2 separate regions of the Homo sapiens genome follow, and region 2 is linked to region 1. The links are chromatin loops, found by intact Hi-C in ENCODE. Cell type or tissue: HepG2. All regions are shown on one strand. Links, peaks and the distances in the headings refer to the core of each region. The heading gives the core; the rest is flanking DNA. Region 1 overlaps CDK14 (cyclin dependent kinase 14). Region 2 holds the start of LOC124901695 (a long non-coding RNA gene).

Region 1 (4,408 bases), core at 301-4,300:
GCTCACTGCAACCTCTGCATTCCAGGCTCAAATGATCCCCCTGCCTCAGCCTCCCAAGTAGCTGGGACTACAGGCATATGCCACCATGCCTGGCTAATTTATATATATATATATAAAATATATAAACTACATATACATATATGTATATATATTATATATAAATTATATACATATGTGTATATAAATTATATATGTATATATGTATATACAATTTATATACATATGTGTATATAAATTATATATGTATATATGTATATATAATTTATATACACATATATGTATACACATATGTGTATACATAAATTATATATGTATATATAAAAATATATACATATATATTTATATAAATAAATAAATAAAATATTTTTTTTACAGATAAATTTTTTACAGATAGGGTCTTGTCATGTCACCTAGTCTCATCCCAAACTCCTGGACTCAAGTGATCTGTCCACCTTGGCCTCTCAAAGTGCTGGGATTACAGGCTTAAGCCACCACACCTGGCGACAAGAACATTTTCAAAATAATATTGAGGTCATTTCAAAAAGGATGATACAAACCTACGCTTTATTTGTAGTCAATGTAAACAGCTGCTCATACACACACACACACACACACACACAAACAAAACCAACTTAGTTAATGAGCTGGGTGTCAAGCTTCTATGTAGCCCGACACATTTTAGCACATTTACTAAGTTGTGTTTCTATATTTAGGAACACTAGATACAAACAGGTGACGAGTGACAGAGCTTAGACTGTGAAATGGCCAGCGCCTACAGAATCAGTGCTGCCGAAATGCCATGCTTTGAAACTCCATTCTGGATACCCAAGAGAGAGACATTCAATATTCAACAAAATCGAAGAATTTGAAAATGGAAAATCTCTCGGATGTTCTGAGAGAAAGCAAATCCTGGGGCAGAGTCATAGGATTTGGATTTAAGCCTATAGCTATATAATAAAGAAATAAGTGCAAAAATAAAAACTTGGGCAGGAGGTTTTTAGCTGAAAATCCTAATTCACCTCACAACACATTATGGTAAAACACTTGCTTCAAGCTGATCAGAAGTTATGTTCTATCTTGCACCACGCAATTTGGTAGTCTCTAGCCACATGTGGTTATTTAAATTTAAACTAATAAAAATTAAATGAAATTAAAAATTCAGTTCCTCAATTGCACTAGCCACATTTTAAATTACTCAATAGCCACACGTGGCTAGTGGTTACCATACTGGAAAGTGAAGATAGCGAACATTCTTGTCAATGCATAAAGATCTATTGGACAGTACTGCTCTATATCCTTAAAATATGTAACGCAGCTTCTAGAAATTTCTACATTCTCATAAAGGAATAGTGTAGTTCACACAATGGGAGGATTTGCCTCTTTAGATGAACGGTAGAGACTGGATTGAGAAAATCAATGAATGTGGCAACAGAGAAGGGGTCCTGATCAGGGACTCACCCCAAAGAAGTGTGAGGCAGGCAAAGGAAGGAGCCCAGCTTTAAGCCCAACGTCTACTCTGAACAGAAAATGTCCCTGTGGAAATGTTTTTCATTTTCTTGGGAAAAATAAAAGGCACTAGAATTTTTTGGCAGTCACAAGCTAAAAGCAAAGGATGTGAGACAGCAGAATTCTAAGATAGGAAGGTAAAGTCCCACTTGACTACCAAATAAAATTAGAACTATAGGTACAGCTTGACTCAAATTCTACACTTCAGTAAAGGGTGACAAGAAATGAGAGCCAAATGAAAAAAATTCCATTTGTATTTATCTTTATAAATATAATGATGTGCTTAGTCCCATTTGGTGGCAAAGGCATGGAGCCTGGTGTAATCCCTAAGTAGCCTCCAAGGTAGGCTGAGCCAATTCATAAAAAATATTCATCATCCAAACAGACACCTAACGTGGCAGAGAGGGACAGACAAAGCATGGGGCAGCTCTGGCTTCTCTAACAGAGACATTTTACTTGTTTTGCTATCGGAAAATATATATATAGCTGCGTATCTCATATTTTACGGAGATAAACAGTTGCCTGTTTTTTTTTTTTTTTCCCCTCAGAGCATGCTGCCCTCTACAGGCCACATGGATATACACATATGTGAAGATGCATAAATAGGGTTCAGTTATATCCAAATAGGATCATTAGTAAAGGTAAGATGAAAAAGAGGGGAGGAGGTTGGGTATATCTGCGTGTCTAAAAGGCTTTAGAATCAAGATGAGAAGCAATCAACATTTATAAGCCTCTGATAAACTTTACCTCTTCAGCCGACAGACATATAAGAAATTATAAACAGTAATATAGTCCTATCATGCCGTTTTCCCTGAGAAACTTAAAAGTATGTCGACAGTCATTTTTTCTTTGTTTTAACTAGGGAGGAGAGGCTGGGGAAGAAAGAGAAGGAAGAATGGTTGACGTGGTTTGATGCCTTTTCCTAACATCTCCAAAGTACATCAGTTTTGATCTAAAACTTATTAAAACTCAGTTCTAAATTAGCAAATAAAAGCCAAAGCATTTAAAGAAGTACACATGATTTTATCCCTAAAAGTTTAATCTTTTAAGCCCTGGCTTCAGTGAAGTAGTTAAAATCTGGCCTAAGAAATGAGAACTACCCTTCATCTTTACTTCAAATCGATTCTTTTGCAATAGTTGTGCCATAAACACACACTCACACACACACATGCACACTCACAGCTGGTATGTTTATTGGTTTAGTCACTAAAGGATTTAGCTGGACAAACATCACAAAGATGATGGCTGATTTAATTGAATTTATGATCAAATGTTTTCTATTGCAGGAAGAGTGGGAAATCACTTATGGGGAGATTTGAATAATTTAAGGGAAGTTCTCTATTTGGCATTATGTTTGTATATCAAGTCTTGAGGGATTAAATACAGCTGAGGACTAGCAGAGAATTCACATAGAGATACACAAAGATATGCTGTATAACAATATAATGAGGGCCAGAATATTGATCCCTTTAATATTTCTATTCATTTGTCTCATTTATAGTCTGAGTAATAATAACCACACACACACACACACACACACATATATATAAACTCTATGAGACTTCCATTGTAAACCAATACTAGATTTTTCTGAAATCCCAAAGATGTTGAAATGATTTTAAAATATTCTTTCAGAGAAGACAGAAAAATAATTGTGTTGGGAGTTGTGTATGTGTGTGTTTCAGGCTTTTCAGTGCATTTTTGTTGTTGTTAAAGACATAATGAAATCTGTTGTTAAAGTAAATGTCACTGCCATGATGGAAATAACCGTTTAACATGGGATCTGTGCCTTAGGGTATGGATGTGGCTCAGTGTCTAAAAGAAAAAGGCCAGTTACTTTCAGAATCCCCTTCCCATTTTCCTCACCACAACAGATATGGCATGGCCATGCTCCCAGCCTTTATTCATTGTGTTTTGAGAGATAATTCATCTACCTTCCCCCTTTAAATGCTGTAAACAGCAAGGATAATTACTTTTAGTCTCACCTCTGAAATGACTGGGCCAAATGGATGCCCAGATCCCACACATCTGGCTTAGGGTTATCCATCAGTTTGTGTACAGGTTATATTACAAGAAAAGGTCCAATAGACATTTGAACTTGGTAACAGTGACCTGTCTATGGGTTTCTTTCAATCTAATTTGGAAAACTGTCTAATAAAATGTGTTTCAAGACTAAGAACAAATCACAGTATTGCATTAATTATGTACAACGCTATTTGTTAACACACCACTCTTAGGAAGAAACTGTTGAGGAAGGGGAAATCTTGTTTTTACACAACAAGCATTAAAAAAAAAAAGTTTTGGTGACCAAGCAGTTCAGCATGTGCCCCTAAGAAGGTAAAAAGAATATTCCAGAAGATGTCTGGGGACTCTATGTAGGAGTGGTATCCATGTTCAAGAGTAATTGCTTATTCGGAGCTGAATGAAACGCTCTCACTGGGAGGTAGGACAGGGAGCACTGAAAAAGAGAAGGGAGGTAAACTAATATTTGCCAAAGGACTGTGTCTAGTAAGGTACCCAGTAATTTATACCCTTACCTTACTTAAAGATTAAACAATAATCCTGCCAAGAGGTTATACAAATTGAAAAGCTGAGGCTCAGAGAGGTTAATGAGCTTCCTGAATATTACACAGCTCAGTAGTGGAACTAGGGATGAACCTGGTTCCTATGCTACCAAAGATGATGCTGGCTCCAAGCATTTAATTGCTATTTGTGTCAATAATTAGCTTGTGCAACCTTCCTTCCTCTCTTCTGTTTTTTTCTTTGCTATGTCAATACTATTTATTGATGGTATATTCTTAGGTCAGTAAGACCACTATGTACACAACATGTTAGATGCAGGTGTTAATAAGAATACTCTAGGAGCTCTATCCTCACAATGAATAGAAATTGAGCCCCAGTA
Region 2 (4,408 bases), core at 232-4,231, 200 kb before region 1:
GGGAAAAACTGACTCAATATTAAAAAGTCAATTCTCCCTAAATCAATCTATAAATTTCCTGAGTTTTCCAATAATACCAGTATGCTGTTTGTTCGTGATGGTAGTTTTGGGCATTTTTGTTTTGCTTTGCTTTTGAACAGGCAAAATGATTTTGCCTAGTGGTGGGGTTTAAACTTTATAAGATTTAAGAGTGATGAAAGGATACTAATCTTATTGGTCATAATATTTCAGTAAATAAAACCCTTAGGCACTGGTAATGAAGTACATGACTAAATTAATGGAAGAGAATGGTGAGTCCAGAAATAGAAACAAATACTTACTAGAATTTAGCATGTGATAAATAGTGCAGCATTGATCTGGTCTTAAATTCTGAGATGAAATTCCCTTTAGAAGAAAACTGGTAGTGTTTCAAGATTCAGTGGATTTTGAGTGAGCAATAATTTGCCTGTTGGAGAATATTATAATTTTGTTCCATTCTTTACAACAGGCCAGGATGGGTAGTATACTTGTTTCAATGCAACTGTTTTTTCTAATTGATATATATATAATTATATAGCTATAAGTAGTCTCCACATTTGTATTTATAACCAGATACCCAGGGCACACTGTATGTGTGACATTTTTGCTTAATGCAGTATTCATGGGTGCCCAGAGAAACAAAACCATTACATTATTATCTTTTAAAAAAGGGTTGATAGGTGAGGCATTTAAAAGTTCTGGCTAAAATAAGGTTTGGGGATTATTAACGGATTTAATTTCTGCAAGCCAACTCCATGACACATTACCATGGCTAGCTAAGCATTAACTGGATTTTCCATCCGTTTCCCATATTGTTGAGCTCAACCTCAACTTTTCAGCTTGGGCAAATCCCTTAACCCCTGTAAGCCTCAGTTTCTTCCCCTGTCAAATGAAGGGGTTAGGCGAATTGATCCCTCCAGGCCTTTCTCACTCAAAGCTTCTGTTATTCTGGGTACAGCAGCTCGTTGCCACCCTCTGTTGCACAAAACATAAGGTAAAACAAAAGGAGAAGTGTGCTTAGCTAAAAACAATGCAGACATTGTAGGTAGAGTAGTTACCAGTTTAGAACAATGGTTGCCAGTCTTTCTTGAAACTGCGGTTCTGTGCCAAAAAAAAAAAAGTATGCATCTCAATATTTGTAAATACACTTACTTATAAATTCTACACATGTATTGCTATATGTGCTTATATATGTATTAAGGTATACTGTAGTAATGAATTATGTTCATTTTAACACATCCAAAAAATATAAAACTGTAAATCCTAGCATTTTCTTCCAACACTTCAGTGGGTCATCTTGCATATCCTCTAGAATGACTGGTTTAGAGACAGAATTAGTTTGCTCTTCAATTAGTATATTTAATAGGGAGCAAAACTGGTGGAGCCCAGAAGCTTTTTCAATTAATCTGTGGGTGAGGGGTAGCCAAGTATGCTTGAAAAGAAAAATCTTTTTTGAATCTGAAGTCAGAAAACCCTGCTCTGACGATTAGTAGAACACTAACGAAAATGCCATTTCCCATCCCCAGGGACTTTTACCACTATCCTTGCCTCTTAATTCTTCATGCCTTATTTTCTACACATGTTAAATAGAGTTCATACTACATCCCCTATAAACCTCACAGAGTTATTGTAACAAAATAGATTTTATATGTAATGTATATAGATTATATATAGTAACAAAGTAGATTATATATAGAAATCTATATATAATATAACCTCTATATAATATAGATTATTATCTGTATATAATATATACAATGCATTATACAAATGGGAAGTATAAGAATTATTGTTACCAAATGCACAAATAGTATACATTCTAATCCAGTTTAACCTTCTACAATTGACCTGATTCTTACATACACATAAACCTAACCAAAGAGTACCATATACTGTATCCTAAATTGATCAAGGTTCTAATTAGGAAAAGGAACAGGGAAATTAAGTTGAAAAGCCTTCTGAGAATACTGTTGAGCTTCTCATCTTTGTAACACATTTTATTCCTGGGTAGTCAATAGATATTTTAGTGGCAGAGCCCCCCTACCTATTCTGCTTACACCCTGCTCCCCGTGCCACTCACTCTTAGCCACTCTCCTCCAAAGTGCCCCACCCTGGCAGTATTGGGCTATCCCTTCTTGGGCACTGTCCCACGCTCTGATAAAACTTATCTGCCCTGTGATCCATTCTTTCAGAACTTTGCCATCTCCTCACTAAGAGAACAGTATCCATGTGCAGATGGCATAAATGCCATTTATTGATGACAAGTTAATGTATGACCTCTGGCCAGGTGTAAGCCTGGGCCCATGAAGCAAGGACTACAGCATCATTGGCAACTGTCCTTCCCCATAGTCAAGTAGGACCCAGCAGGAACCAGTTATTGCTTCTTGAACTCAGGAGTGCCCCCTGCTGGGATCCTACAGTGTTCCCCAATCTTCCTCGGTGTCAACCTCTGTGCCTTGAAATTGATGGCAGCTGACATTTATTAACCACTTGATATGTGTCAGGTTTTATTGTAAGTGCTTTAATTCATGTTTTAATTCATACAATCACCACAACAATCCTGTGACACTGAAATGATATATCAGAATGGAAATCAGCTGACTATCAGTCCTGGATACAGGTTTTATTAATATCCCATCTTGACATTTTGAAGGTGAAGAAATATGCTTTTATTCGACAAATATTTTTGAGCTCCTACTATAACCCAGGCACTGTTCTAGGCCCTGAGCATACTCCTATAAGCAAAACACAAAAACCCCTGCCTTCATAGAGCTTAGATAACTGTGAAGTTAATGAAGAAAATTTTTTGGCAGTGATCTTAAATCAAACCAGACAGTGAGCTACTTCCCCTGCTGGGCCTTGCCTGTCACAGCTGAAAAGCTGCTTCTCAACTTGTGTGGAGCTATCAGAGTTATAGTCATTGGACTGGCAGTCCAGCTGCTCTCATAGATGGCTTCAGCTCCAGCTTCATTTGCACCCCTGTGGGCACTGGGAGGTGAGTTGCCAAACTTCTTCTCTCATAAAGGCTCCAAGAAGTGGGCTGGGACAACGCCAGAAGAGTTCATAATTCTGTCTTTACCAGCTCTGTGGACAGAGGAAGAGTGCCGACGCCAAAACGTTAAAAAAGTTATAAAGTCACTTGGAAAGAGCTTAAAACAAAACAAGTACACTTTGCAATGGAAATTTCCAGCTACATGTAAGAATTTACTAAAGACAGAACCTCAACTTAGTTTTAAAAAAGAAGGCAACTTCCCTTTGTGAATTAGGAACAAAGTAAATTAAGATCTTGATCTCATGGGTACTCTATTTATAAAGAAACATTCTACCATTAGCATTTTGACAGGACTGATGTGGCCAGCTGTGATGAGGAAGCATTGTGTTTGTAAACTTTACCTCCAGGCTTTTAACATTCAAATGTCCCTTTGAACCTTGGAAGGCTACTATCTCAGAGAGAAAAAGCAGAAAATCAAATAACTAAAGTGAGGGCACATCAGAACTGCTGGGACAGCATGGCCTTGCTAAGGAAGGTAGGCTGCTCTGGGGTCGCCAGTGGATGTTGAATAATTTGCAGATGTAATTTTCTAAACTGTGATGTGGGGTCAGGAGGGGGATGATGGTTGGGGGGACTAGGGTCACCCTAACAATGTAAACATTATGCTGCTATCTTTGCCCTCGTACTCGATTTTTATTTCTTCTGGTAAATTATAGTGTCTTATATTTTTCTGATTTTAAAACAGTACATGGTTAGAATAAAAGAGCAAGCATGGCAAAACTAACAATCGAAGGTGACAGTCCCTCATAGTGTGACAATGCATTCCAGTTTGTCCAGGGCAGTCATAGTTTATATCTGTTGTCTTGGTGTAATTATTAGTAGCAAATCCTTCATTTTCAAAGGCATCTCTGTTTGTACAATAAATTACATGTTACTCTATTCATAACCTACACCCCAGGCAGGCTTAACTATGGTTAACTCTTTCAGTCTATTCTCAAAATTCACCCTTGCCTACTAAATTCAGGAGCTCCGAAAGGTGTTTCACATGTGCTCAAGAGCATAATCTTCACAATCACTGTATGACGCCCCATCTTTCCTTCCCTGAGATTTGCTCTGGCAGTGTGCAGCATCTGTGCGGCATCTATGAAGGCACTCCTGCAGCCCCTCTGCTGCCCCTGTTGGCACTGGGCCACCTCCTTTTACTGTCAAAGCCAGTCAGCCCCACCTGCACTGATGACGCAGTAACATGATACCTCCAGCGAACCAAATCCACTCAAATTGCTGCCAATGAGCCAACTCTTTCTGCTCCACGAAGTCATAATGAATTCTCCAATGAAGTAGGGCACTTTTCATGGTGCATTTTATCAATGTAGTGGCACAGCATGCCAAAGATTTTCA

The links. Peaks named below come from ENCODE experiments on the same cell type or tissue, not always from the same donor. Only the 100,000 strongest peaks of a DNase experiment are listed, where the experiment ranks them.
Region 2: it touches region 1 in a loop (4-fold over the local background); 3 of 110 quality-filtered maps call a loop at or near these places.

The regions. Positions count from the first base shown.
Region 1 is chr7:91,087,209-91,091,616 of GRCh38, reverse strand. The region is part of intron 12 of CDK14 (cyclin dependent kinase 14); the gene reads right to left. Among named protein-coding and RNA genes, the nearest start is that of FZD1, 180 kb to the left of the region's middle. In HepG2, for the core only: a CTCF peak has its summit at 2,076 (motif pointing left); no DNase peak of the experiment used is centred there.
Region 2 is chr7:91,286,444-91,290,851 of GRCh38, reverse strand. It overlaps LOC124901695 (a long non-coding RNA gene), which reads left to right and starts at 3,420. Exons shown (of 2, transcript XR_007060425.1): 1 at 3,420-3,545. In HepG2, for the core only: a CTCF peak has its summit at 2,414 (motif pointing left); no DNase peak of the experiment used is centred there.